Linked DNA regions of Homo sapiens: region 2 is linked to region 1. A link is an interaction called in ENCODE POLR2A ChIA-PET data of the cell type or tissue named here. Cell type or tissue: OCI-LY7. All regions are shown on one strand. Each heading gives the region's core, and the rest is flanking DNA. Links, peaks and the distances in the headings are about the cores only.

The links. Peaks named below come from ENCODE experiments on the same cell type or tissue, not always from the same donor. Only the 100,000 strongest peaks of a DNase experiment are listed, where the experiment ranks them.
Region 2: POLR2A ChIA-PET joins it to region 1 with 10 read pairs; 7 of 35 experiments call an interaction of 5 or more read pairs at or near these places.

The regions. Positions count from the first base shown.
Region 1 is chr1:228,415,001-228,430,265 of GRCh38, reverse strand. It overlaps H3-4 (H3.4 histone, cluster member), which reads left to right and starts at 4,906. Exons shown (of 1, transcript NM_003493.3): 1 at 4,906-5,421. The coding sequence starts at 4,941. The coding sequence ends at 5,351. It overlaps TRIM17 (tripartite motif containing 17), which reads left to right and starts at 13,405. Exons shown (of 7, transcript NM_016102.4): 1 at 13,405-13,727; 2 at 15,153-15,265. The coding sequence starts at 15,194. RefSeq lists a silencer at 13,837-13,946. In OCI-LY7, for the core only: no CTCF peak of the experiment used is centred there; no DNase peak of the experiment used is centred there.
Region 2 is chr1:228,469,704-228,484,968 of GRCh38, reverse strand. No RefSeq gene overlaps it. Among named protein-coding and RNA genes, the nearest start is that of RNF187, 10 kb to the left of the region's middle. RefSeq lists enhancers at 8,123-8,958, 13,608-14,118. In OCI-LY7, for the core only: no CTCF peak of the experiment used is centred there; DNase peaks (open chromatin) are centred at 5,358 and 5,818; H3K4me3 peaks cover 1,340 bases; H3K27ac peaks cover 1,754 bases.

The sequences.
Region 1 (15,265 bases), core at 2,720-10,719:
AGTATGGACAGGACTTGTGAGGAGTTTCCTGCAGAGTGGGCCAGAGAAGTGGGATGCCAGATGGAAGGGCACATTGGATGGAGAGGGAAGGCGTTCTTTCTAACAAACAGTGGGAAACCCTAGTGCACACTGGCTTTGGAAGAGTCTTAGGAGGACAGAGCTCACCATCGCTTTGTGCACTGTTTACCCCAGACCTAGAAGGAGTGCCTGTTCCTGTAAGACCCCCATCTCTGCCCTTACAGTGAGTTTGTGAAAGTCCAGATGGTTTCAGGCTTGCTGCTGCCCAGACTAAGGAGAAAAGCCAATTTATAAATTGGAGAAGCGATAGCATATTGTTTGCTGATGGGAATGCTCCTACAGAGATGATGCAATATGACCAACCACGTACGACCCCCAAATCTCAAAGAACTTTAACACGAGGATACAAGTCCCGTTACTGCCTCAGCTGTACATGCAAAGACCATAAGGAGAGAAAACGAGGAGACAGAGAAAAAGCACTGATTTACAGAATGCGTGTGGCCTCGACAGACCAGTTCCTTGTGGGGAATGTTTGTATCTCACATTCTCTTCAGTTTGCAGAGGAAATCTCTCTTGGGAAGTTTTCAGGGGACATTTTTCTCTACGTCTTGGTCCTTCTAGGGGTTTTAACGACATAGAACTCAATGATTGGAGATCAAGAAAATGAACTGTTCAGCTAATCATCTAAAAAGCGCTTTTACATGTAATATAGAGGCTATTTTCAAGCCTTGCCAGGGGTGGGTGGGTCCGCATTTAGGCAGCCCTTTATTCTGTGCTTCATGTGAGTGCATTTGTTTGCTCAGACACATAGAACCAGGTGGCATCCTGTGCTATGTCTGGGTGGTTTGGGAGCTCAAAGCCCCTGAGAATCTAAAAGCAAAAGCCCTTATGACTGGAAAAGTGAGGTCGCAGACATGTGCCCAAAACCTATGAGCCTCTTGGCTGCACTCGGAGAACTGGCCAAGCCTGTGCCACACTCCACAGGGAGGCCTGGGTAGAGTCACGAGGCAGAAAGGGCTGCTTTGCAGGTGCTCCTGGGGAGGTCGCAGCAGGTGCCTGGAATCCATCATCCGCCCATCATCAGCCCCGTTAGCCCTAAGGACACCTGGAGAGTCCCAAGGCTGCCTCTCTCGAGTGAGGGACAGCTCCAGGAAGATGGAACGTGTCCAAATCCTCCCAGGCAGTTAAAGGGTTGAGCAGCATCTGGTCTGGCCAGGTCAGACCCCACATCATTTACACCAGGGGCGAGCCTGGGTGGACTTCACAGGTGGATGGTCCTAGGGTCCTTCCATCTGTCTGCCCAGCCAACCAGACCCGATGAGCAGAGGGCAGCAGGCCTTCTGTGTAACAACCACTGTCCAATAAAAAAACCAATCCAGATTTAGTAAGGAGATATCTTTATGCAAAAGGATATTGCAATAGGAGATACCAGAATACTGCAATAGGGAGAAAGCATTGACCTTAATGTCTGCAAGCTCCCAAAGGTGACGCAGAGAAGGAGTTTTCTTATATAGGGAGGAATGAATGAGGCTGGAAAGAACCACGTCTGGGGAAGTGGGATGAAGGGTGGCTGAGGGGACAAGAGATTGAGGATACTTTACCCTGAGCCTGGCCTGCTCCAGGAGAGGCCAAACATCAGGGCGTTGGGGGAGGGGAGAAGCTGAACCAAGGCTGGGCAAACAAGCATCTTGTGTGGATTGACGCATGGGGACAAGGAGTTCAGGTAATCATTGATAAGGCAAAGATGGCAATGTAGTGGGTGCTATAGTTTGAATAAGGTGTTTGTCTCATTAATTCTCATGTTGAAATTTAATCTCCAGTGTTGGAGGTGCAGCCTGGTGGGAGGTGCTTGGGTCCTGGGGGCAGATCCTTCATGAATAGACTCCTGCCCTCCCTTGTAGGGAGTGGAGTTCTTGCTCTATTAGTTCCTGCCAAAGCTGGTTGTTAAAAACAGCCCGGCACCTCCTCCTCTCTCTTTCCCTGTGACCTCTGCACACAGGGGCTCCCCTTCATCTTCCACCATGAATGGAGGCTTCCTGAGGTCCTCATCAGAAGCAGATGCTGAAGCCTTGCTTCTTATACAGCCTGCAGAACCATAAGCCAAAAAAAGTTTTGATAAATTACCCAGCTTCTAGTATTCCTTTACAGCAACGCAAAACAGACAAAGACAGTGGGCCTGTCATGCATCAACAAGGGGCGCTGTAGGGGAGGCAGAATTCTACCTCCATTATCTTAGGGTCCAGGGTGGGCCCAAGAATTAGACTGACATTAGAGAGATGAGCAGGAGAAAAACATACAGTTATTTAATACAAATTTAATGTGGTACAGGAGCCCTCATAAGGAAATGAAGATGCAAAGAGGCAGTTAGAGTCACTTATATACAGAGGTGGACAAACACTATTAAGTTGTGAGATTTGATACGGCCACGGGGCTTGAGTGAGGATAGTTAATGGGGTGAAGAAATGACTAAGTCAAAATACTTACACACTAGGTTGAACAAAGAGTAGTAACTGTGGCAACAACTAGGAAGATAAGGGTTAGTTTAATAAAGTTTGTTTGTATAGATTTCTCTTGGCTTCTATCTTGGTCTGTTTCATGTTGTTAAAGGAATACCTGAGGCTGGATGATTTATTAAAAAAAAAAAAGGTTTATTTGGCTTATGGTTTCGCAGGCTGTACAAGAAGCACAGTGGCTGGGCGCAGTGGCTCACGCCTGTAATCCCAGCTACTCAGGAGGCTGAGGCAGGAGAGTCGCTTGAACTTCCCGGGAGGCGGATGTTGCAGTGGGCTGAGATCACATCACTGCACTCCAGCCTGGGCAACAGAGTGAGACTCAGGTCAAAAAATTAAAAAAAAAAAAGCATAGTGGCCGGGCACGGTGTAATCCTAGCACTTTGGGAGGCCAAGGTCGGGGGATCAGTTGAACTCAGGAATTCAAGACCAGCTTGGGCAACATAATGACAGCCCATCTCTACAAAAAAATTAAAAATTTAAAAATTAGCTGGATGTGGTCCCAGCTACTTGGGAGGCTGAGGTAAGAGGGGCCTGGGCAACAGAGCAAGATGAAAAAAGGAGGGAAAGGAGGGGAGGGGAAGGGAGAAGAAAAAAAGGAAGGGAGGGAGGGAGTGAGGAAGGGAGGGAAGGAGAAAGGAAGGGAGGGAAGGAGAAAGGAAGGGAGGGAAGGAGAAAGGAAGGGAGGGAAGGAGAAAGGAAGGGAGGGAGTGAGGAAGGGAGGGAAGGAGAAAGGAAGGGAGGGAGGGAGAAAGGAAGGAAGCAAGCATAGGGCCCACCTCTGCTTCTGGTGAGGGCCTCTGGCTGCTTCTGCTCATGGTGGAAGGTGAAGGGGAACCCATGTATGTGCAGAGGTCACAGGGCTGCCGCGAGAGAGGACGCCAGAGAGAGAGGGGAGAGGGGTGCCAGGCTCTTTTCAACACCAGCTCTTCAGGGAACCAACAGAGTGAAAACTCACCCTAAAGGAGGGCAGGACTCTATTCAGAGGGTGACACCCCAGGACCCACACACCTCCCACTGGCCCCCCCCTCCCTGGGCTCCAACTTTAGGGATCAAATTTCAACTTGAGAGTTGGAGGAGATTTGGAAGCTTCCACCTCCCGTCCTTGATGATAAGAACGTTCCCTTGCTTTTACTATAAGGAGAACATCTTTCATATGGGAATTTCATCTCTTGTATTTAAGAAACAACAAGAAATTCAGAATGATCTTCCTACACCTGCTTCTTCTTTTTTTTTTTTAAGTGCCTTTATCTCAAAATAGACAATATGCCAGAAAGGCACATCTTTACCTTCTTCAGAATCCTAAGGCTCATCTAAGCCGTACAGGTAAGGGAGTTCTTTGCAGGTCATAAAAAGTGGGAGATTCCTTTAACTCTGGCTGCATCCCAGAGCTTTGTCACTGTGTAAAAGTGGAATGCCGGCCGGGCACGCTGGCTCACGCCTGTAATCCCAACACTTTGGGAGGCCGAGGCGGGCGGATCACGAGGTCAGGAGATCGAGACCATCCTGGCTAACATGGTGAAACCCCGTCTCTACTAAAAATACAAAACAAAATTAGCCAGGCATGATGGCGGGCACCTGTAGTCCCAGCTACTCTGTAGGCTGAGGCAGGAGAATGGCGTGAACCCGGGAGGCGGAGCTTGCAGTGAGCTGGGATTGCGCCACTGCACTCCAGCCTGGGCGACAGAGAGAGACTCCGTCTCAAAAAAAAAAAAAAAAAAGTGAAATGCCAGCTGGGCCTGGTGGCTCATGCCTGTAATCCCAGCACTTTGGGAGGCCGAGGCGGGTGGATCACCTGAGGTCAGGAGTTCGAGACCAGCCTGGCCAATATGGTGAAACCCCATCTCTATTAAAAACACAAAAAATTAGCCAGGCATGGTGGCGGACACCTGTAATCCCTGTAATTCCAGTTACTCGGGAGGCTGAGGCAGGAGAATCGCTTGAACCTGGGAGGTGGAGGTTGCAGTAAGCAGAGATCACGCTATTGCACTCCAGCCTGGGCAACAAGAGTGAAACTCCATCTCAAAAAATAAAAAAATAAATTAATTTTTTAAAAAAGTGGAATGCCATGTGCTGGCTTCTGGAAGGCTCTTGCCACCCAAGTCATGGGGAAGGGAGAAGAGGAGCGCTGAGAAGACATGAGGAAGCTTGTGCTGGAGAGAGATGATCCCCACCACCGCGGCCTACCCGCATCAACCCTTCACAATGCTGGTGCCAGCTCTGGTGGCCACGACCAACAGGCATGAATATAAGGGAGAGGCGCCCGAGTGGAGTTCCCTGTGGGCCAATCAGAGAGCAGTGGGCCATCACGCCACCTGAGGCCAGCCAATGGGAACGCGGCAAGCTCTATAAAAGCGAGCAATCCGCTGAGGTCTGGGCAGAGGACACCGCGGGGCCAACAGTTTCGGATTCATGGCCCGAACCAAGCAGACTGCGCGCAAGTCAACGGGTGGCAAGGCGCCGCGCAAGCAGCTGGCCACCAAGGTGGCTCGCAAGAGCGCACCTGCCACTGGCGGCGTGAAGAAGCCGCACCGCTACCGGCCCGGCACGGTGGCGCTTCGCGAGATCCGCCGCTACCAGAAGTCCACTGAGCTGCTAATCCGCAAGTTGCCCTTCCAGCGGCTGATGCGCGAGATCGCTCAGGACTTTAAGACCGACCTGCGCTTCCAGAGCTCGGCCGTGATGGCGCTGCAGGAGGCGTGCGAGTCTTACCTGGTGGGGCTGTTTGAGGACACCAACCTGTGTGTCATCCATGCCAAACGGGTCACCATCATGCCTAAGGACATCCAGCTGGCACGCCGTATCCGCGGGGAGCGGGCCTAGGAGGGCTATCTCGCCACCTGAGAGGTTGCGCAACGTTCACCCCAAAGGCTCTTTTAAGAGCCACCCACCTGGTCGAAGAGTTGCTGTAGCAAGCTAGTCTCTTGGGTTTCGGGGGGTTCCTTCCGCTGGCCTGTGCTGGCTTACCTACTTCTGATTAGGGTGGGAGGCTGGTGAATCCTGTGTTCACCCTGTCCAGTTAGGAGGCCAGCTACTCACACGCGTTACCTCTCAGCCTGTCTCCAGTCACAAATCCAGCTAGTAGTGTGTGGGGCTAACTTGGCCTATCCGTTTAGATAAGAATCATGGTTGGTCTGTTTTGGGGACGGGGTGTTGAGGGTAGCCTAATTGGTCTATCTCCAGTTAGGTAAGCAACCCCAGCTAGTTGTGTCAACTCAGCCTATCTACAGTTAGGTTGGAAGGCTGGCTGGTCTTGTGTGTTCTCAGCTCAGCCTCTTTCAAATTAGGTTAGAAGTCCTGCGTGTGTGTGTGTGTGTGTACACGCAGCTTGTTTCCAGTGAGGTTACCAGTCCAGCTAGTCTTCTGCCTTGACAGCCCATCTCCTGTTAAGGCCAGCAAGTAGTATGTATTATCTTGGCCTATTTTAAGTTAGAAGTCCAGCTACTTCACCAGCATAGCAGCTTACGCCTGTAATCCCAGCACTTTGGGAGGCCGAGGCGGGTGTATCACCTGAGGTCAGGAGTTCCAGACCAGCCTGGCCAACATGGTGAAACCCCATCTCTAAAATTAGCCGGGTTTGGTGGCGCATACCTGTAATCCCAGCTACTTGGGAGGCTGAGGCAGGAGAACTGCTTGAACCCAGGGGGCGGAGGTTGCAGTGAGCCAAGATCATGCCACTGCACTGCAGCGTGGGCAACAGAACGAGACTCAATCTCAAAAAAAAAAACAAAAAAAAGTCCAGCTACTTGTGTGTTTTAACTCAGCCTACCTCCTGTTAATTTAGAAGGCTGGCTAGTTGTGTATCTTTTTAACTTGGGCTATCTCCCATTAGGTTAGAAGGCTGGCTAGGGGTGTGTGTGTGTGCACGTGCACCCATGTGCACACATATGTAGCTGTGGTGTTGGCCCATCTCGGGTTAGAAGTCCATCTCATTGTATGTGTTAACATACCCAATCTCCCATTCAGTTAAAAGGCTGGCTAGTCATGTATGTTGTAAATTCACCCTGTCTTCTGTTAGGGTAGATGACTAGCTAGTTGTGTGTGAGAAGCCCAGCTAGGCATGTGCATTGTTAATTCCTAAGTGAAATCAATACTGGGAAACCCCAGCCCAAAGTTCAAAGAGGGCACTCTGCCCTGGAAGTCAGTTTACTGAGCAGTCGCAGACAGGCGTGGCCCATGTGCCCAGCACTTTGAAACAGGCTTCCCAGCGCCACAAAGTAGTCTGGCAGTGCTCTGGGGATGAGAGACACAGAGACCAACTTGCTGAGAAATCCTACAGCTAGGGCAGCAGGCCACAGATCCAATAGTAGACTTATGTCAGGAAAACCTGAGGATGGCTGTGAGGATAAGGATGTAGGGATTGTCTCCCTCTGGTACAGGTTGGAATCATTTATTTGTGAAAGGCTTTATTAAATTGAATGAGGCCAAGCACTACCCCATGCTGGGATCATGGAGGGAATAAAATCCATTTCCTGTGGCTGCTGCCCACTCTGCTTTCAAGGTGCTTATGCTTGAGTGAAGGGGGCCTGTATTGTGTGTAGAAGCAATGATAGTAAAAGGTGCTCTTATACATAGCAAGGGATGTGCATAAAGTGCTATCAATAGGCAACAGTGGATTTTATAAGTCTCTTTGAACCCAATTTATAGCCTGTTGACTCAAAATTCAAAAGCTTCATCAATTTATTAGTACACACACAACTGAACATCATACCCTTTAAATCTCAGGATGTATTTAAACTTATGAGTGCCAGATCCTTGGAGGGCTATCCAGAAAGCCTAGAATATTCAGGGACAGCTATGTTCTGGTTTTGAAAGTCAGCTCTGACTTTCAATACTAGACTCCTTTGGGATAAATTTAAGTTTTCCCTTTTTGTTTTGTTTTTTCAGAGACAGGGTCTTGCCATGCTGCCCAGGCTAGAGTACAGTGGCTATTCACAGACGTGAGCATAGTGGCCAGCCTTGAACTCCTGGGCTCAAGCCATCTTCCTGCCTTAGCCTCCCGAGCAGGTGAAGTTCAAGTCTTCTGTGCTTTACAAAGCCCTTGTCCTAACAAAGTCTTGCCCAGTGGTGGAGAGCTAAACCTATGTAACCTTGCTGATGATCTTGCTGGATAGCCTGGAGGGAGCAGGAATTTGGGCAGTTAGCTACATTTGCGGAACTGGATGCAGATAATGCATTCTTGACAGGATCATGATCAAGCTTTGCCTTCTGTAGGAGACCAAGCCACTTAAGCAGCCCCCTGTCATTCTGGTCTTTGTATGAAGAACAGAGTCTAAGTTGGGCAGTGTGGCACATGCCTGTAATCCTAGCTACTGGGGAGGCGAGAGGATGGCTTGAGCCCAGGAGTTTTTGAGGCCAATCTGGGCAACAGACCCTGTCAAAAACAACAACAATAACAAAAACAACAACAACAACAACAAAAAACAAGAGCTTGGCCTTATATGTTCCTTGTTTTCACTGATTAATGGAGTGGATAGTGCACTAATTGTGCCCTATAAAGATACAGCAAGGCAATACAGGGCAATTTGTATCTCAGAACTGATTGCTGAGGACCTAAGGTGAGGAGCTAAGGAAGGAAGTTTAGACACAGGAAAAAAGTAACTGAAGTCTTTCTGGGTCGTGTAAGTGGGCACTTGAGGAAGTCTTTCCAGCCAGGCATAGTGGCTCATGCCTATAATCCCAGCTTTTTGGGAGGCTGAGATGGGAGGATTTCTTGAGGCCAAGGAGTTCAAGACCAGCCTGGACAACATGGCAAGACTCTGTCTCTACAAAAAATACAAAAATTATCTGGGCATGATGGCGTGTGCCTGTGGTCTTAACTACTTAGAAGGCTGAGGTGGGAAGATCGCTTGAGCCCAAGAGTTCCAGGTTACAGTGAGCAGTAAGCCGTGATCACACCACTGCACTCCATTCTGGGCAACAGAGCCAGACCCTTACAATTACGACCAGAGCCTTTGCTTCTGTATCCTGTGGGTTCTAACGATGTGAGATAGTAACTGAAATGTGGATATCTGTTCACTGTGTACTCAACTCTTCGAGCGCATGTACACTATGGAGGTAGCCTGAGCATGCAGTGTTTATAAAAGTGGAAAGAGTGGTTCTAAATATCAAAAAGTTAAAATTCCAGAAATAATAGAAAGGAGAGTTAGGCATTAAGAGATAGTGCTATGGGCCTTGGTGGACTGAACAAAGGAGGACAAAAGTGGGAATAAAGACAAAGACAAAAGAGTATATTTGGAAAAAGGGGTCAGGGGGCTCCTTGCTTCTAGTGAACAAGGGCCCTGAGCTTCTAGAGCCCTTCTTATTAAGTAAAGGAGACAGGGATAAGGGGGTGGTTGTGGTCAGCTGCTTGACTTAGTGCAGGCCTGCATGACTGCATTCTTTGAACAGTAGGCTCCAGATGTCCCAGTAGATAACCTCAAGGAGCACAGAGCCAGGGAATGAGGCCCTCAGCGTACCTTCTGGTGGCAGGCACAGATGCGAGTTTGCCCACATCCTGCATTCATGATAAACAGTTTGCTGTTTAGTCATATAGCCTCCAGTGGAATGCTGAGTTGGTCACGACCCTCAGGCTTTCAGCTCCCAACAAGATAGCAGAATAGACCTCCCCAAAATATGCAGATTTGATATAAGAATTATTTTGAGCTGAAGGCACTTGAAGAACAGCAGGTGTAAGAAGGGCCCTCTGACCCCTTTTCCTGAAAGCAGGTGATGAACCCTCCATGGGAAAGGTGCTTGCCTCTACCAGCAGGGAGAAACAGCATGACTAGGCATGGGGACTGAAGTGCAGCAAAATGTATACAAACAGGCTTTGTTAAAGTAGCTCTTATCGCCAGGTAGAGTGGCTCATGCCTGTAATCCCAGCACTTTGGGAGGCCAAGGCAGGCAGATCACCTGAGGTCAGGAGTTCCAGACCAGCCTGGCCAACGTGAAACCCCGTATCTACTAAAAAAACAAAACAAACAAAAAAAATCAGCCAGGTGTGGTGGCGCGCACCTGTAGTCCCAGCTACTTGGGAGGCTGAGGCAGAAGAATTGCTTGAACCCAGGAGGTGGAGGTTGCAATGAGCCACGATCACATCACTGCACTCCAGGCTGGGTGACAGAGTGAGACTCTGTCTCCAACAAACAAACAAACAAACAAAAATAGCTCTTACCTTCCCCAGCCTCCCTAGGTATTCCAGTTGCTTTCTCACAATTACTACCCTTTGTTCCATCCAGTGGATAAGCACTTAGGCCTAACTACTCTTGAGGTCTTCATTTTGCTGTGAAGGCTCCCATGTACATGTACAAATGAAATGTGTATGCTTTCTCCCATTAATCTGTCTTCTTTCGTTTTAGTCTATGCAGGCTGCTATAACAAAATGCTATGGCTTGGTGGTTTATAAGCGACAGGAATTTATTGTTCACAGATCTGGTGGCTGGCAAGTCCAAGGTCACGGTGCCAACAGATTGAGCTTCTGGTGAGATTCTGCTTTCTGGTTCACAGACAGGGCCTTCTCACTGCGTCCTCATGTGGTGCAAGGGGTAAGGTGAAAATAAATCTCTGGAAAGGCACCAATCCTATTCATGAAGGCTCCACCCTTATGGCATAATTACTTTCCAAAGAACTCCATCTCCTAACACCATCACCTTGGAGGTGAGGATTTCAAAATGTGAATTTTGGAGACAGACATTCAGTTCATAACAATCCGGATTTGTTTTTCTGTGGCTCAGTGGACTCTCCTGTTGAGCAGTCTGAATTGAAGACATAAAGAGGCCATGGCTCTCTTACCCTATTTTCAGGAGCCCCTCTTCTTTTCCATTTAATTCAGCCTATTTTAAATTGCATGAGCACTTAAATTTTGCTCTCGAATCTTTTCTACAATGTTAATAACTTAGTGGGGGCTGCATTCAGTAAGGGCAAAGGATATTTACCTTGTAGCAGTGTAAGTAAGACTTGTGTTTCAAGACTGACATTGCTGATCCTTTGCTTAAATAATTTGAAAAAAAAAACCACAATCCACAGCAGTGGTATTTAATTTAAGAATTAAATTATTAAAGTAGAATTCAATTTAAGAATTCCAAAAGGATATATAGTGAAAATTGAGCCTCCCTCAATTAGGGGGTTCCTCAGCCCTTAATTTCCCTCATCAGATGGAGTTTCTTGTTTATTTCTTGTATATTTTCCAAGAGATACATATACAGTAATTATGTTTACCTAAATAGTGGCAGACTACATATACTGTACATCCTGCCTTTTATTAAACCTAACAATTTATCAGGACACATAACTGCTATCTGATTTTTTCTTAATGACTTGAGGATATGAAGGTTATTCCAATTGTTTTATCATGATGATAGATTTCTCAGCTCAATAACCAGGTGAGCCTAAAAAGCATTAATAATGAGCATCCTGGGCTGATGCCACATTTTAACAAGTATTTGTTGAATTCCCCACATCATGCTAGTATGGGAGGAGACTGTGAATTAAATTGACCAAAGACAGACGAACAGGAGAAAGGCATCCATGTTGTATTGATCTTAATATTTTTATATGCATGGGGTGTACAGGAAAGAAGTGAAAACCCAAAGAAGTTGTTAGGCTCAGCTGCTTGTAAACCATTTGTAACAAAGGGTGATAACGTGTCAGCAGGTGACTAGGACATGTGTGGTGCTATGCAAGATATAGATATATTCCATTTCCCCTCTAATTCTGTGATTCTGTTTTCCCAATTGAAGGAAACCTGCAGCTCACAATCCCCTCACTGATGCAAATGACAGGCAGAGGATTGGGTCTGCCCAATCCCCAATTTATTGGGGAAAATAAATCTTGGGCCCCAAAATCACTAGCTAAAAGGAAAAGTCAAGCTGGGAACTGCTTAGAGCAAACCTGCGTCCCATTCTATTCAAAGTCATATCTCTGCTCACTGAGATAAATGTATATCTGATTGCCTCTTTTGGAAAGGCTAATCAGAAACTCAAAAGAATGCAAACATTTGTCTCTTATCTACCTATGACCTGGAAGCCCCCTCCCCACTTCCAGTTGTCCCGCCTTTCTGGATGGAACCAATGTTCATCTTACATATATTGATCGATGTCTCATGTCTCCCTAAAATGTATAAAACCAAGCTGTGCTCGGACCACCTTGGGCACATGGCTGTGTCATGGGCGTGTGTCCTTAACTTTGGCAAAATAAACTTCCTAATTGACTTAAACTAGCCTCAGATATTCTGGGTTCACAAGGGTAATTCACTTAATCGGCCAGTGTGCGCAGCCAGCCCGCACCTGACAGCACACAGACCCCTTTGTGTGTGCGAGTGATGAGAGACCACAGAAGAAACACTCTACCGAGTGAGCCCAGGGAAAGCCAGCCATCTATGCCTGTGGCCAGCTGTCTACACCCGCACACCCAGGAGATTGCAGAATGGTGCCTCTTAGCCTTCAAGGCCCTGTTTTCCTGCCTGTCTGCACCCCCTGTGTGGGCCAAGCCTTAGTTTCTTCATCTGTCCTCTCTCTCCAATCCCAGGACTCTGACTCAGGGCACGCAGGCCTCTGGCTCCTGTTCCTGAAAGCAGGAGATGAACCCTCCATGTGAAAGGTGCATCCCTCTACTGGAGGATGAAGCGTGATGACTAGGCGTGGGGACTCAAGGCCAGGAGAAATGGCCACCAGTCAGGACCTGGGCAGGGCTGGGGGCGGCATTTTGGCTGAAACCGTAAGAGACTTTTAAACCAGAGCAACTCCATCTTGTATAGAGGCTGGGTAAAATAATTCTGAGACCTGCTGGGCTGCATTCCCCAGAGGTTAGACATTCCAAGTCACAGGATGGGATAGGAGGTTGGCACAAGATACACGTCATAAAGACCTTGCTGATGAAACAGTATGTGGTGAAGAGGCCAGCAAAATCCCACCAAAACCTAGATGGCGACCAGAATAACCTCTGGTTATCATGACTGCTCATTATATGCTAATTTTAATACGTTAGCATGCTATGAGATACCCTCACCAGTGCCACAACAGTTTACAGATGCCAAGACAAGGTCACAGTTACCCTATATGGTCTAAGAAGGGGAGGAGCCCTCAGTTTCTGGAATTGCCCTTCCTTTTCTGGGAAACTCATGAATACCCCACCCCTTATTTAGCATATAATCAGTAAATAGCCATAAAAATGGGCAACCTGTAGCCCTGGGGGCTGGTCTGCCCATGGAGTAGCCACTCTTTATTCCTTTACTTTCTTAATAAACTTGCTTTCACTTTACTCTATGGATTTGCCCCGAATTCTTTCTTGCCCAAGATCCAAAACCCTCTCTTGGGGTCTGGATCAGGACCTGTTTCTGGTAACAAAACCACCTGGGGTGTCGGCAAGACCCACCCCGTCCCGCCTGGTTCTAGGGGACCTGACCTGCCAGGTGGTCCCTCCAAACTGGTCCGCCCACAGGATTGGGACGCCCCTCCCTGTACCCTCAGCCTGATGCTGACTGCCAACCATGTGGGCAGACCTGGCGGCTGACTGGCTGCTCCTGGGGACCCCCTTCATAGCTTCTCAACAGGCACTCGCTCCTGCTGCCTCGCCCCCACCCCAGCCCACACAAACTCCTCTCCATCCCCTACCCCGACCAACTTAGCCCCTCACCTAACCCTCCAGCCTGGGGCTCGCGTGCCCTCCCGCAGCCCCAACCCCAGGTTGAGAAGCCTCTTCCAATCCCACTCCCCCCACCCTGACGCTCGCCTGCCCGCCCCTAGCCCCACCAGCTGTCCCCATTCCACTCCCCACCCCCAAGTAACCCCCCAACTCCCCACCCTCCACACTCCCTTAACCTCCCCTAAAAGTCCCACCCCAGGCCAACAAGACTCCTCCCTTCGCTGGGCTGTGGACCACATCCTCCCCACCGCCCAGTCAGCACCCGCTGCGCCTGTCCCCGGCTCGTCCAGAGCCTTCCACCCCCTGCCGCCTTCCTTCCCCAAGCCACCCCCAACCTCTCCTAAGAGGCGCCGCCCCAGTCCCGGCCGCCGAACACTCCCTCGCCCAGCATTCCCCTCCCCCGCCGCCCCCCAGCCCCCGCTGACGCCACAAAGTCCCTAGGCCTCCCGACCCCAGGTCCCCACGCCCCGGGCCGGGCCGCAGCCTCCTGGGCTTCGTGGGGGCAGACCCAGCCTTTCCCGGCAGCGAGCGCTCGGCCAGGTGCACTAGGCGCTGTGCGGGCCCCCCTTCCCCGCGGTGAGTAGCCCCCACCCCGCCGCCTAGGCTACCCTCCTGTGGCGCCTGGGCCACGACCTAAGCCTAACCCGGTCCTCCTCGCCCTCCAACGCCCGGCCTTCCCGCCTCCGCCGGCCGCCGCGTCCCTGGAGGGGCTAGCGCGCTTCAACAAGGTAACTCTACCGGGACCCTAGCGGACCAGAGCGGGAAGGACAGCCATCCCGGCAGCCAGAGCCAGAGCCCCAGGCCCGCTGCCGCTGTCCCTGCCCGGCTTCGGTCAGGGTGGGCTGGGTGCCTCCGTTAGGGCTCTTGGGGGGAGTCGGAGGGCTGGCGCCGGGTGGTTGGCGTGCAGAAAGCTCCGAGAAACTGGACGTGGGACAGAGCCGGGGAAGTCTGAGACCCCTAGACGCCCTCGCTTTAGGGGATGGCAGAACGGAAGGGGAGAATCGTGCTTGCAGTGTAGACGCGATTTTCAACTCCTTCTGCAACTCGGTCCCCATAGCAACCCCGTGGCGTAGGCGAAAGTCTGTAGATCTCCACTGCGTGGGGTCGCGAGTGTTGAGATTGCAGGGGGCATCTATGTGCATGCTTGTGTGCCTGTGCGTGTGTGCGCGCGTGTACCTGTGTGTACATGCATGTATGTTTACCGATATGTGCATCTGTGCCTGTGTGTGCTGTGTTTGTGGATCAGTGTTTCTGTGCGTACATGTTTGTATTTGTGTGGTGTGTATGCGTGGGTATGCGTGTGTGCACATGCACGTTTGTATACATACATGGGTATGTGTATGGGTGTTCGTCTGTGCGTACATGCACACGCGTGTTTTTTCTGAACCCCACCTCACTACCGAATGGAAGAGAGCTTTTTTCCTCTGATAGCCCATCCCTTCTTCCTTTGGTGTACGGGGTTTTGTTAAAGAAAAAATTCTGACATTTGAAAGGCTCTTTAGTCAGGCTACTTGCAATGGGAGAGTTGCGCCAGCAAAGACAGCTGGGGATGTATGGGGGAGTTGGAGTGGGGATCTGGGTGGGGTCAGTGGATGGAAAGTGATTAAGGGAAGGCTCCAAGGGTAGGGGCTTCTCCCTAAGCTGACCTAGCAGGCTTCTCCAGAAAGGCAGGTTGAAGGCCTAGCCGGCAACGGTCTGTCGGGGAGGAGGAGCTGATGAGATGTGGAGCTGGGGGTAGCCAGCAGCAGGCGGAAGTGGACGGGTAGGGTCCAGGCCCAGTGGAGAGGAGAGGCGGAGGGGCCTGCAGAGCATTGGTCAGGGAGGGTCTGTGTAGTTTCTGGGGAGGCATCTGTGTCTGTTGTTGACAAGGCTAAAAATGATGACTCTGGACTCTCTAACTGGACTGCAGTCCTAGCCCTCCTCTGTAAAGGGAGGCTGTACAGGACGGTTGCACACTGCCGGCGCCCAGATCATCGGGCTGCTCCCTCCAACTCTCTCCAGAGTCCCTCAAGCGGGAACCTGCCTCGTGTCTCCCAGGAGCCATGGAGGCTGTGGAACTCGCCAGAAAACTGCAGGAGGAAGCTACGTGCTCCATCTGTCTGGATTACTTCACA
Region 2 (15,265 bases), core at 2,321-10,320, 55 kb before region 1:
TGGGCATGGTGGTGCACGCCTGTGGTCCCAGCTACTTGAGAGGCTGAGGCAGGAGAATAGCTGGAACCGGGAGACGAAGGTTGCAGTGAGCCGAGATCATGCCACTACACTCCAACCTGGCGACAGAGCAAGACTCCCTCAGTTTCAAAAAAAAAAAAAAAATACAAAAATTAGCCAGGCATGGTGGCACGTGCCTGTAATCCCAGCTATTTGGGTGGCTGAGGCAGGAGAATCGCTTGAACCTGGGCGGTGGAGGTTGCAGTGAGCCGAGATCACACCACTGCACTCCAGCCTGGGCAACAGAGTGAAACTCCATTTCAAAAAAACAAAAAACAGAAAACAAACAAACAAAAAAAACACTTGATTCTGTGAATACTGCTTCTTGTAATCCACGTAGCAGTATCGATTAAGGATTTTCTGATTGGAATTCCTTTTCTTAGAAAACAAACTATAAAAATAACAGGAAATGAAAATAATAAAAATTGGGTTGTAAAAAATTGGGCTGTTTTGTTTTGTTTAGAAATGTGGCTGGGAGAGGTGGCTCATGCCTGTTAATCCCAGCACTTTGGGAGGCTGAGGTGAGTGGATAGCTTGAGCCCAGTAGTTCAACACCAGCCTGGGGAACATGGCAAGAACCTGTCTGTACAGAAAATTTTTAAAATTTAGCTGGGCGTGGTGGCACGCACCTGTGGACCCAACTACTTGGGAGGCTGAGGTGGGAGGATCACCCGAGCACAGGAGATTGAGCCTGTAGTGAGCCGTGATCATGCCACTGCACTCCAGCCTGGGAAATGAGAGAATTTTTTAAGACCTTGTCTTAAAAAAAAGAAAGAGAGAGAGAGAGAGAGAGAGAGGTGGGGGCGGGGGGTGGGGGAGAGAAGGAAGGAGTGGAGGGAGAGAGGAAGGAAGGAAGAAAGGGAAAAGAAAAAGAAGAAAGGAAGGAAAGAAAGAAAAGGAAGGAAGGAAGGAGAAAAAGAAGGAAGGAAAGAAAGAGAGAAAGGAAGGGAGGGAGGGAGGAAGGGAGAGGAAGAAAGAGAAGAAAGAAAGAGAAATGTATGTCATATCACTATTCATTTTGGAGAAAAAAAAAAAAACCTTGAAGGTCCAATACTAGGGGCATGGCTTAGCAAATGGTAGCAGCCATGAACTTGCACATGTGTGCATTAGAGACTTTTGGAAGTATACACTGGCAAAGATTGTTGCCTGAAAGCCTCTCTCCCTTACCACCAGCAGAATCCACATTGTGTGGTGCCAGCATCCCCACTTCCCAAGACAGGGTGGCTGGTGTAGGTGCCAAGGGGAACCCTTGGTCCTCTCAAATTTTGATGAAAAATTGCAAAAGGCTGGTCGCGGTGGCTCACGCCTGTAATCCCAGCACTTTGGGAGGCCGAGGCTGGCAGATCACAAGGCCAGGAGATGGAGACCATCCTGGCCAACACGGTGAAACCCCATCTCTACTGAAAATACAAAAATTAGCTGGGCATGGTGCTGCATGCCTGTAGTCCCAGCTACTCGGGAGGCTGAGGCAGGAGAATCGCTTGAACCCAGGAGACGGAGGCTACAGTGAGCTGACATAGCATCACTGCACTCCAGCCTGGGTGACAGAGCCAGACTCTGTCTCAAAAAAAAAAAAAAAAGAAAGAAAAATTGCAAAAGGCAGATCAATTGGAGAAAAGGCAGACACATTTATTTACTGTGTCTATACAAACCTAAAGATATGGGGGAAATCGTCCTTTTTTTTTTTTTTTTTGAGACGGAGTCTTGCTCTGTCACCCAGGCTGGAGTGCAGTGGCGCGATCTCGGCTCGCTGCAACCTCCGCCTCCCGGGTTCAAGCGATTCTCCTGCCTCAGCCTCCCGAGTAGCTGGACTACAGGCACGTGCCATACCGCCCGACTAAGTTTTTGTATTTTTAGTAGAGACGGGGGTTCACCGTGTTAGCCAGGATGGTCTCGATCTCCTGACCTTGTGATCCGCCCACTTCGGCCTCCCAAAGTTCTGGGATTAGAGGCGTGAGCCACCATGCCTGGCCAAGATATGAGGGAAATCATCCATTTTTATGCTTAGGTTCCACAAGGTATGGACAGCCATGCAGAAATAGAATTGGGCAAATAGGGTCGGAGCTAATGAGAAGAGCCTAAGTGGGGACACCCAGCCAGGCCTGTCTGTCTAGATTCTTATGGCCTCTCTGAGCAGTCTTCCTTCCTTCCTTCCTTCCATCCAGGACCCTCTCTGGAGTGAGGGTCTTAAGATCTACAGTCTAACAAGGTAGGTCAGATCATTTCTTCATGGCTGGGTTTTACACAGAAAGGCAGAAAGAAAATTAGAGTCATATTTTTTAAGTGTTATAGCTGGCTTTGGGTTCTAGTTTCTATGACTCACCTTGAGGAAGAGGGATTCTAGTTTCTATGGCCAGACAGGGGAGAATGAGGGGCTAGAGACAGAGGGCCAGAGAAGGTCAGAGAAAACTTTTTGCTTCTGAGGCTGCTTAGGATGTCCTCATTTTGGGTCTTGTTTTCTGAGCCTCCTGGCACTTCTCTGTCCAGCCTCCCTCCTCTCTACCCTCCAGATTAGAGACTGAGCCTGATGCCGTTTGAGCACTCAGTTGGGTGGGGAAAGAGTACTCCTCCTCCCTCATGTGCCTCTTGAACTGTTTGGAAAATTGAAGGCTTTCACTTTCTGATCAGAGACAGGATCAAAGTGGGCAGTGGGTTTTTTGTTTGTTTGTTTGTTTGTTTGTTTTTTCTCAGCATGACATCTCATAGATTCCACAAAGACAGAAGAACATTGACGAGTCTTGGATGTCTCTGGGCTCTTGAATTCCCATCGCATTGGCATCAAAGAACTGAATAAGACACTGTTCCGCCACAAAACGGTGCTGGATGCTGAACCATCATCTTCTCAGGATAATATTTTCAACTGATTAATGTAAAATGTTTGGGGATTTCACTGGCAACCACAAAAGCATGTGAATATTTTCTCTAAGAGTGCGATGAAGTCTTTTTTTTTTTTTTTTTTTTTTTTTTTTGTGAGACAGAGTCTCACTCTGTCCCCCAGGCTGGGGTGCAGTGGCACAATCTCAGCTCACTGCAACTTCTGCCTTCTGGGCTCAAGCAATTCTCTTGTCTCAGCCTCCCGAGTAGCTAGGACTAAAGGCACCTGCCACCACGCCCAGCTAATTTTTGTATTTTTAGTAGAGACAGGGTTTCACCTTGTTGATCAGGCTGGTCTTAGACTCCTGACCTCAGGTGATGCACCTGACCTCAGGTGATGCACCTGCCTTGGCCTCCCAAAGTGTTGGGATTACAGGCGTAAGCCACCACTCCTGGCCAGTCTTTTTTTTTTTTTTGTAAGGCAACAGAAACAACCAAAAAATGGATGACTAGAAGAGAGGTAAACGATTCTAATTATAGGAAATTTTTGAGACAGTCTTACTCTGTCACCCAGGCTGGAGTACAGTAGCATGATCTCGGCTCACTGCAACCTCCGCCTCCTGGGCTCAAGCAATTCTCCTGCCTCAGCCTCCCTGGTAACTGGGACTATAGGCACACACTACCACACCCGGATAATTTTTGTATTTTTAGTAGAGATGGGGTTTCACCATGTTGGCCAGGCTAGTCTCGAACCCGTGACCTCATGTGATCCACCCGCCTCAGCCTACCAAAGTGCTGGGATTACAGTTGAGAGCCACCACACCCAGCCTTAATTACAGGAAATTTTAATCCCACATTTCCCTTGTATATTTGATGTGTCTTTTGTTATATGTATTTTATGGCATTGCGGGTTACCCTGTTTAAAATTGTAGTCTCACAAATCAGAGTGTACAAAAACGAATGTTGAAGAGGCCATAAGCTGTGTATTTAAAAGAAATATGGGAGATGCAAGGATGTTTGGATAGGAAGATATGACTTGGGAAATCTCATGTCCGGCACAGGGAAAAAGGAATCTGAAGTAATTAATTTTCATTGCTCCTAAAAGGCGAAATACAACTAAGAAACACAACTTCCTACGTGGTATGAAGTCACTCTGCTCTTCTGCCTGAGAAAATTGTCAGAATAGAAATGGAGTCACGAATGTTCACAAAACCCTGACCAATAGGATTGGAGAAGTCCTGAAGAGAAGATTTTTGGGCTTGCATGCCTGATTTAAAAAAAAAAAGAGACTACAAAAACCACAGCCTTGCTCAGAGGACATCGCCAGGGTACACAAAAAAGACATTTGCAAGGACATCTCCCCAGTAACCTCCTGTTTAACTTCGGACTGGTGTCACCCTTGTTATTGATATTTCTAACCACAGATAATTATTTCAAAACAATTATGTAATTCTTCTTATTTTTTTCCTTTAAAAACCTTTGTCTTCCTTTACCTCTCTGAATACGCACTTACTTTTTACTATGGCACACGTATTCCCATTGCAATGCTTTATTCCCAAATAAATTTCTTTTAGAGAGCTTGTCTCGGTTTATTTCAGTTGACACCAAATTTTCTATGTGTAAGTGAAAAAAAGGTAGGGGGGAATCATAAAGTGTCAAAATGGAGAGATGTCTTCCAGATGGTTCAGTCCAGTCCCTGTGTCTTACTAAAGGAGACTAAGCATGTTAACACACACACACAAACACACACACACACACACACTCCAACCTGCTGAAAATAAAGTCTCTTTTTAAACATTTCTGTCTACATTGTTCTGGTGTTAGAATTGCACTGGAGGACGCCCAGCTGGTGTCCACTGGGGAATCTGCAGAGTTGCTTGCTTGGTGTGTGGGAAAACACTCCTGCCAACATCTGGTGGCAGAAGGGTCATGTTGAGTGGAGAGTTGGAAAAAAACATGTCCATTGATTTTTCCTGTATGTCTTGAGTTGCAGGGGATGGAAACCCCTTTCCTTTAAGCAAGGAAAATGGGTTTAACAGGCAAGGTACTTGGGAGTGTGTGTGTGTGTGTGTGTGTGTGTGTGTGTGTGTGTGTGTACATAAGAGGGGGCCCACACAGGCTGGTGATAAAGGTGGACTCTGAGCTGAGATGTATGCTTTTTAACTAGAGCCTTGTGCCTGAGTAGAGTAGCATGCAATAAATGATACCTGAGCAGTTCTGTACCTACACCAGATCTGTTTGGAGGGCACAACTCATGCTGCATGTTTCAACCACAGTCAAATAAATAATACAATTCAAAATGTCTTCTTGGCTCTTCAATCTCACATGCATTTAGGCAATCCCACCCTTGCCTCACTAAAATGAGTGCCCACTGATGACCACAACCTTATCCAACATGGTTCTCAAATCGAGGACACATTACAAATGGGCTGATGGCATCAACTCCCACAAGCCTCTGTGTGCTGCTTTGATGTGTCAGGAGCTTTAGGTTGCGGGTGACAGGACCTAACTGCAGATGGCTGTAAATGACAGTGGAGGAGGGTGGCCTGTGGCTCCTGAGACTGCAAGTGCAGCCTGATACTGTCAGGCAGTGTGAGCCCTGGGAGCCTGGGGATGTCCCAGGACACACACTTCTTCCTCCGTCCCCTTCCTCCTGGGTGGTCCCCCTACAGCCCCAGGCAATTGTCTCCTCAAGGCCAAATGGCCAGGTCGGGCTTCCATTGACAGCCACTCCAGCCCAGCAAATCAGAGCTCCCCTCCTCCAGATATCCAGGGTGGGTGTTGGGCCAGGCACTGATGCCATTATCATGACCAGGGAAGGGCCTGAGGACCCAGTGGTCAGACCTCCCATCATGGGCTGGAACCAGCTCCGGCCAGAGAAAGAGGATGCATTCGAGCAGGGCCCAAGCCCAGAGCCACACACCAGCTAGGGGCCAAGGGAGAAAAGGAAGGAAATGACGAAGGGGCCTGATTAAAAAAGAAAAAAAAAAAAAAAAACCACAGCCTTGCACAGATACCATCGCCACCACAGACAAAAATGAGGGACTGTGGTCACCTGCAGGGCCAGAGACAGCATGGGTGGGCTGGGCTACCATCCATACCTCAACATCCAGGAGCCCTGGCCTCTCTCACTGCAACCCTCCACGCAGGCAGAGATAACGTTCACAAAATTAACTGCTACCCTTAAAGATGGCGAATATTAAGCTAACTGTATTATCCAATATTATGGATAGCCTTTGCATAATTTTTAAACCTTTCAACTTAAAAACTCATGTCAAAACCAATTACTCAATGTTTCATTTTAAATGCAATTGTAATGGTAATCTTTTCAATATTTCAGATGTCAAAATTGCTCAAAAAATTAGGATTCTAAATATCTAAATATACCCGTGAAAGGAAAATAAATCTTGGGGCCCCAAAGTCACTTGGCTAAAGAGAAAAGTCAAGCTGGGAACTGCTTAGGGCCAACCTGCCTCCCATTCTATTTAAAGTCACCCGTCTGCTCACTGAAATAGATGCATATCTGATTGCCTCCTTTGGAAAGGCAAATCAGAAACTCAAAAGAATGCAACTGTTTGTGTTTCACCTATTTGTGACCAGGAAGGCCCCTCCCCACTTTGAATCTTTCTGCCTTTGCTTCAGGTTTTCCTGCCTTTCCAGACTGAACCAATGTACTTACATATATTGACTGATGTCTCATGTCTCCCTAAAATGCATAAAACCAAGCTGTGCCCCGAGCACCTTGAGCACTTGTCGTCAGGACTTCCTGAGGCTGTGTCATGAGTGCCTGTCCTCAACCTTGGCAAAATAAACTTTCTAAATTAACTGAGACCTGTCTCAAATTTTCAGAGTTCAAATACCTAAGGTATTTCTATTTTATTTACTTACTTAAGAGATGCATTCTCAGTGTCCTTTAGTTCAATCTAATCCTTATGCCTATCAAAAGACAAAATTACAACAAATTTAGAGACATAATGTTTTTAAAATTATTATTATTATTATTATTATTATTATTATTTTGAGACAGGGCTTTGCTCTTGCTCTGTTGCCCAGGCTAGAGTTCAATGGCGCAATGAGGGCTCACTGCAGCCTCCACCTCCCTGGCTCAAGCAATCTTCCCACCTCAATCTCCCAAGTAGCAGAGACTACAGGTGTGTGCCATCAAGTCTGGCTAAGTTTTAAAATTTTTTGTAGAGAAAAGGTTTCACCATGTTGCCCAGGCTTGTCTCAAACTCCTGGGCTCAAGTGGTCCTCCCACCTCAGCCTTCTAAAGTGCTGGGACTACAGGCATGAGCCACCATGCCTGGCCTAGAAGCTAAGATATTTCTAAACTGAAAGTAATAATAATAATAGGTATTATTATTATTATTCTAAGCCTTTGATTCACTATATATAAAGCAATTCCATAATCCTGACCCAAGCAAATTTGGTTTTCTCTCCCAGGTCCCTGAAGTGAATGAATGATAATCTCTGTTCAGATCCTATCACTTGGTTCCCAGCTTGAACCGGGATGTTGACAAAAATACGGACTAGAGCACAAAAGGGCCTTGCTTGCCTTGCACACCCTTCAGACATAAGTTACAGCTCTGTGGTTTCTTCCATCTAAAACTTGCAACCTCCCTGTCTCAATTGGTTCAGGCCGCTGTGAAAGGAAGATAGTTGGACCCCTTCAGGCTGGGAACCTCTCAGGTCAAATCTACCTCACATGCTATTCAGTCATCCCTCTGCTCACAGAGATAGACGCATATTCTGATTGCCTCTTGGGAAAGACTTATCAGACACTCAAAAGAATGCAACCATCTGTCTCTCTCATCTACTTGTGACCTGGAAGCCCCCAGTACAGTGTGGGTGGGGCGGCCTTGTTTTGAGCTGTCTCCGCCTTTTGGGATGGAGCTAATGTACTTCTTAATATATTAATTGATGTCTCATGTCTCCCTAAAATGTATAAAACCAAGCTGTGCCCCAACCACCTTGGGCGCGTGTTGGCAGGACTTCCTGAGGCTGTGTCACGCACATGTCCTCAACCTTGGCAAAATAAACTTTCTAAATTAACTGAGACCTGTCTCAGATTTTTAGGGTTCACACCACCATAACACTGCAGCAGAGAGACTGGGTGCCATAAACAATAGAAGTTTACTTTCTCATGGTGCTGGAGGCTGGAGTCCGAGATCAAGGTGTGAACAAGGTCATTTCCCCCTGAGGCGTCTCTCCTGAGCCTGTAGATGCAGTCTCCTCCCCGGTCCTCATAGGGCCATCCCTCCTTGTGAGTCTGTGCCCTAATCCCTTCTTATGAGGACAACAGACCTATGGGAGTAGGGCCCACCCCAAGGAACTCATTTACCTTTATTTCCTCTTTAATGGCTCTGTCTCCAAACACAGCCACATTCTGAGGTCCTGGGGGTAGGACTTCAACCTGTGAATTTCAAGGGACATAATTCACTTTATAACAGCCCCCTACCCCAACAAGCAGGTGAGCACCAGCCAGGTTTCCTCCCAGCTCCTGTTTGAACTGGACTTGCTGGCCCTCTGGGGATACTTGGATTCTTGCACTGACTGAGGGTTTGTGTGCATCTGAGGTCATTGTTGACGACAGCCCTCTCTCTAGACATGGGACATCATAAGATGTGGGCTAGCCAGGTGCGGTGGCTCACGCCTGTAATCCCAGCACTTTGGGAGGCCGAGGCAGGCAGATCACCTGAAGTCGGGAGTTTGAGACAAGCCTGACCAACATGGAGAAACCCCATCTCTACTAAAAATACAAAATTAGCCAGGTGTGGTGGCACACGCCTGTAATCCCAGCTACTCGGGAGGCTGAGGCAGGAGAACCTGGGAGGCAGAGGTTGCGGTGAGCCGAGATCGCGCCATTGCTCTCCAGCCTGGGCAACAAGAGCTAAACTCCGTCTAAAAAAAAAAAAAGAGAGAGAAAGAAAAAAAAGATGTGGGCTAACTGCACAGACCTAGAAAGTTGCGGGGCAGGAGCATCAAGGATCAGGACATTACTGGTGTGTTATCAGCATTGCCCTGCTTCTGATCAACAGGGTGGACAGCTTAGGAGCCAAGGGAAAACTTCCCCTTTATCTTCTGAAGTTTTGTTATAAAATCAGCTGACAGAAGGCAGATTGCTAGGAGGAAAGGCTTACACATCTATTAACATGCATGGGGAGAATCACAGGGTGGTTACCCCACCATGCAATGGGGTGCAGAGGCCTTTATTCTCCTCTTAGGGGAAAGGGAGATAAGGAAGTGTGCATTATTTTAGGGGGATAGTAAATATTTTTTAGGGAAATTCAACGGGCTTGAAGAACATACAATGGTCTGGGACAGTCTGTTGGTTTGTGACAAAGACAGCTTCTACCAGGGCCAATTTTATAGCTAAAAAATATATTTACAGCTAGAAAAAAAAGGTCTGTCCAGGCATGTTGACCGACTTCAGTCCTCATTCCTGTGATGAGAGTTCAGCCGTTTGAAACTCAGGGAAGGGATCGGAGGCCATTGTTTTCTGCTGCAGCAGGTCTGCACTTTAGGCAGATAGGGGAATTTCAGAGAACAGCTTCATCCAGTGCTTTGGGAGAGACAGAAGATTGGGAGACAGGAAGGAGGGGAAGGTCAGAGAGACCTGGAGGCTTCTTATTCAGTTCAGCATGTCAAAGCGCTGGGGTATCAGTTTCTGAGCCCCAAAAAGAGCAAACAGCATTCCTGGCAGGATAGAGGAATGCAAGTGTAGTAACCATGCCTTTGATTTTCTATATTTTCAGAGGCTTTGACATCCAGGGCCTCACTGGCCATGGAGGGACAGCTTCTCCCGGGGACAATTTTATAGCTAGAAAAAAAAATTTACAGCTAGAAAAAAAAATTACTGGGATTGTGCATTTCATATACAAACTCACCAACCCAGAGCCCACAGCCCCAACCACTCATCTATGGAGCTGTCACACTCCAGGCCACTATCGTTCTCTCTCTGTTATTTTGGTTGGCACTCCAAATTTTCTATGTGTAAATGGAAAAAGGGTGAGGGGGATCACAAAATGTTGAAATTGAGAGATGTCTTTGAATGGCACAGTCCAGCCCCTGTGTCTTATATAAAAGGAGACTAAAAGGAGTACATCAGGTTAATACCTACACATATTGCCAACCTGCCAAAACTGAAGACTCTTTTAAAAATTTCCCATTTGCATTTTTCTGCTGTCGGAATTGCATTGCATTGGAGGACACCCAGCTGGTGTCCACTGGGGAATCTATAGAATTGCTTTCTTGGTGTGTGGCCCAAAGCATCCCAAGGTTAGGTACCCAGAGCCTGCTGGGCTTATTCAAACCAGCCATTGTGAGCTAGCTTAGTCTGCCTTGCCTGCTCCTTCCAGTGAAAGCCACAGTAAAGGCTCCTGCCCACACTTTCCCCTCCCTCCATCTGCCTCTTAACTGACCCTGGCGCTATCCCTCGTGGCATCGAAGGCTTAGCAATAGCAAACCCCTCCTCTTGGGAACTGTGAGTAATAAACTATCTTTTCAATGGTGTTTGTCTCCTGATCTGTTGGCCTCACTGTACCTGAGTAATTTTTTTTTTAATTTTTTATTTTTATTTTTATTTTTTTTGAGATGGAGTCTAGCTCTCTCTCCCACTCTGGAGGGCAGTGGCACGATCTCAGCTCACTGCAAGCTCCTGGGCTCACACCATTCTCCTGCCTCAGCCTCCCGAGTAGTTGGGACTACAGGCGCCCACCACCATGCCCAGCTAATTTTTTGTATTTTTTAGCAGAGACGGGATTTCATCGTGTTAGCCAGGATGGTCTCGATCTCCTGACCTCGTGATCCACCCACCTCAGCCTCCCAAAGTGCTGGGATTACAGGTGTGAGCCACCGTGCCCGGCCTTTAATTCTATTTTTAAAAAGTGAGAGGAGGCCCAGAAGAAGAGATGGCAGGGAGTCCTGGCTGGGCTGCAGGATTAGGATTGTGGGTGGGGCATCCAGGGACCATGTACATAGTGAGGGCTTACACAATAGAGATGTGACCAGGTGCTGGAATTTCTCAGTGCCCCAATGCAGAAACATGAACTGGTTGGAGGGAGACCAAGTGCCAGGGAGGAAGTTCCTAGGCCAGATGGGGGACTCATCTAGAATGCCTGCCCGTGTGTGAGCAGCACCATGGTGCTGAGCTAGGGAGAGAAGTGTGGCCATTGACTAGAAATGGAGAAGAGTGAGATGACACCACCAGGGTTTCTATGTGGTGTGCGTCCCTTGGAGTGGAGAGCTGGGGTGAGAAGGTGAGTTCAGTTTTGTAGAAGATTCAGCTTGAGGCTGGAGCCTTTGAGGAGTGTTTTTAAATCTCACTGGGGGCCGGACACGGTGGCTCACACCTGTAATCCCAGGACTTTGGGAGGCCAAGGCAGGAGGATCACTTGAGGTCAGGAGTTCGAGACCAGCCCCCTGAGGATGTAGAGTAAGAAATGTTAGGTAGGTGTGTGGATATCAGAACCACATTTTGGGAAACCCTCTCCCCAAAAATTGTATAGCCCATAAGGAGGAATTTAGGGAAGTTGTTACTACAGGTGGGGACAGGGTGGTGTTAGAAGCTAGACAGGAAGAACAGGAGGGAAAAGCATTCAGAAAGCACTTGTGTAATTGGATGCACAGCTCTCCCTTGGACAAGGCAGCGTGGGTTAAGGGTGCTGACCCCTGTCCAGTTGAAAATCCAAGTATAACTTTTTTTTGAGTTGGGGTCTCACTCTGTCGCCCATACTGGAGTGTAATCACAGCTCACTGCAGCCTCGAACTCCTGAGCCCAAGCAGTCTTCCCACATCAGTCTCTCAAATAGCTGGAACCACAGGCCTGAGCCACCATGGCCAGGTAAATTTTGTATTTTTTATTTTTTTGTGCAGATGTGATCTTGCTATGTTGCCCAGGCTGGTCTCAAACTCCTGGCCTCAAGCAATCCTCCCACTTTGGCCTCCCAAAATGTTGGGATTACAGGCGTGAGCCATGGTGCCTGGCCTTCACATATAATTTGACTCCCCCAAAACTTAACTACTAATAGGCTACTGTTGGAAGCCTTACCAATAACATAAGCAGTCGATTGAGGCAAATTTTGAATGTTCTATATATTACATACTGTGTCCTTACAATACGGTAAGCTAGAGGAAAGAAAATGTTATTAAGAAAGTCCTAAGAAAGAGAACATGTAGTTACTATTCATGAAAAGGAAGTGAATCATCATAAAGGTCATCCTCGTGGTCTTCACACTGAGAGGCTGCAGAGGAGGAGGAAGGAGAGGAGGGCTTCATCTCGCTGTCTCAGGGATAGGGGTAGCAAAGGCTGGAGAAAAGCGGTGTATCGGTAACCCTCAAAGGTCAAACTCTGGTTGCTCAAGGGTCAGCTGTACAGTTGAGAACCCATGCAGGTGTAGGCACAGGGTAGATAAACGGTTAAAATAGCAAACCAAACAGGCCACAGCCCTCCTGCTAGAGAAAGTATAGGAGTTTCTTACTTTTCTGGAAGGAAGAATTTTTTGATTACGTGTTAGAATTTATTTGATGGTCCAGCACATTAATGACATCATGTAGGGGGAAAATACCCTCCACCCCATCAATTCTTAGTTGAAACTGACCCCTGTTATAAAAGACACATTAGCAAGAGGCACAAATAGCAGCTTACTAGCAGCTACCTTTCCTAGATACATGCGTGGCCCCCAGAGAATGGGTAGTCCTCAAAGAGGTGGCTTTGAATTCCCGCTTTTATGGTATCTTCAACAAAGAACAGTAAATCTGCAGAGAAGTGACAAGATAAGAGAGATGAACTTTGAGTCTCTAGGAACAGCAACTTGGAGAAAGGCACATAAAGGACACATGAAGTCTAGTTAGTAGCCCTTGCTAATGCAGATCCCCTGGTAGCATCTCCAGTCAATAAAGGTGCAAAGTTGTCTTCAGTGCTAACCTCCCTTCTCCCTGGTGAAGTGGGGTGGGGGCTGGATGCCTTCTGTAAATCCATGTCCTGCTTTTAGCCACCCAGAGGGAGGGCAGTGAGCTCTCCTGTATACTTTCTTCTCCATTGCCCTGAGCCCAACAATCCCTCATCTTGCAGGAGGCATATTCTGCTCTTCCACTGGAACAAAATGCCCCCTAGGGGTGACTTAAGAAGACAGCAGGGTGCAGAATCTGAGGCTACAAAACAAGACTAGAAGACTTGGCTGGGGAGTCCAGTCTAGACTCAGGTTAGCTTTTTTTTTTTTTTTTGGAGGCAGTATCTTGCTTTGTCACCTACGCTGGACTGCAATGGCACGATCACAGCTCACTGCAGCCCCCTACTCCCAAGCTCAAGCGATGGCCCCGCCTCATCCTCCCAAGTAGCTGGGGGACGATAGGCGCAGGCCACCACGCCCGTTAACTTTTTAAATTTTTTTGTAGAGACGAGGTCTCGCTATGTCGTGTCACCCAAGCTGGTTTTGAACTCCTGGCCCCAAGTGATCCTCCAGCCTCCTTTGGAGGACACAGATGGACAGGGACCCGGTGGCCAGCCCATTTTCCCATCCCGGCCTGGGAAAGAAGCGTCAAATGCACTCGGGAAAATAACCCACTTCACCTAGTTAATGTCTTGGGCGGTTCTGGGAAAAGCGTTTCTGCGCAGTCCAGAGACCTGGACCTTCATCTCCAGCCTGCGCCCCACGGAGGCGGCACCGGAGCCGGCTTCCTTAGGTGTGTTGGTGACGTGCTGGGCGGGTCTGGCGGACCAGCCTCGCACCTCCTCGGGCGCAACGCGAGTGGGTTCCGTCTTGGGTTCCTGCGCGAAGGGGCAGCCCAGGCTCAGGGCATGCGGCGCCAGGGTGCTCTGCTTCACGAATGCCGGGGTACCGCAGTGCTGGGGTGCCGGACGCAAGGGTGTCAGATGGGGTGCTGCTGGGATTATAAGGGTCACCAGTTGCAGGGATGCTGGGGGTGCTGGGGTTACAGGGGTGTGGGGGCAGAGGATATGAATGCAGGGGTGCAGTGGTACCCGAGTGCAGAAGTGCAGGGGTGCCGGGAGCAGAGTTGTCAAATGGTGTGGTGCTGAGTTCACAGGGGTGCCAGGGATAGAGGGAAGCCCCGGCACCAGAGTGCAGGAGTGTTGGGATGCTGGGGCTGCAGGGGTGCCGGGGAAGATGGGTACGCAGTGCAGGGGTGCCGCGGTGCTGTGACGCCCCAATACTGAGGGGTGCAGTATCCAGTTGGTTCTAAATTCATTCTCACCCGCCTCACACCACAAACCAATTGGCTGATGCGCCTTCTCGAGCTTTCCAAAGCCACCCTTCATTCCGCTGCCTCTCTGCGACCCTCGGTTTTATTTCTGAGTTTGGAATTTGTTGTATTTCATGCACGTTTGCGCCTTAATGTTTTCTCCCCAATCTTTGCATGTCACCAAGATTTCTCGACCCCCGTGTGGCACAGGGATGAGGCTGCTTCGGGGTTTACAGGGTGGAGGAGGCCGGCTTGCGTGTTCCTCAGGGTAAATCGGGGATCAGTCCAGCTCCCCTCCCCACCCATCCCCCGGAGCCCCTCCCCCAACTCCTGCTCCCCTCCCCGCCACCCTCCCCCACCCCCCTTCCTCCCCGCATACTTCTTGTCTCCCATCTGAGAGCCCCTCCCCTCCCAACCCGCCCCACCCCGGTATCCCCCACTTGCCCACCTCCTCCTGCACTCCCCCTGCACCCCTCCTAGCCCACCGTAGGGCACCCCTCCCCGCACACTCCCCGGCTCTCCCTTCCCTGGTGGAAACCACCTCTCCTGGTTAAATAATAAATATTTATTATTTATTATTTATTACATAAAATTCCCTTATGTCTTGTGATAGGTACGTTGCCGGTTTCCATATCTTCTCCAAATGCTGCTTGAAGCCACCAGCTTCGCAGTCAGCAGCCCGTAAGATATTTAATTGCAGTACGTAAGAAGAGAAATCTGTGGTATAATATTAGCTTGGGGAAGGGAGATCACTGGCCTTGAAGAGCTTTTCGCCAAAAGCTACTGTAGGGCAGGAGCTGCTTCGCTGGGTGGACAGGGCCACCAAAGGCCGCCGTTCAGGTTACCCCAAACCTGCTGCTCAGGGAGCACGCCTCGGGTTCCCAGGCTGGTGCCCTCGCCCGGGCCTGCCTCTGTTTCACTGATTGGCTTTCATGCTCCTGCTTTGCTTCTGCATCCACACCACCTGTCGCTGGCATTTGCAGCTCTTTTCTAAGTGCTGAAATGCAATGGAAATGAGCACAAAAGCTGCTCCTGCGGACGTGGGCGCTGGGAATCAGCCGGTGTGCCTCCTCGACTTGGTCAGAGGGCCTGCCCTCTTGGGCATCAGGTCCCCGGGGGCACCGGCCTTTGTCCCCCGTGCTCCGAGCGCTGGGCTGGGGAGCTCCCAGGTGCTGGCCCGGCGCAACCCGGT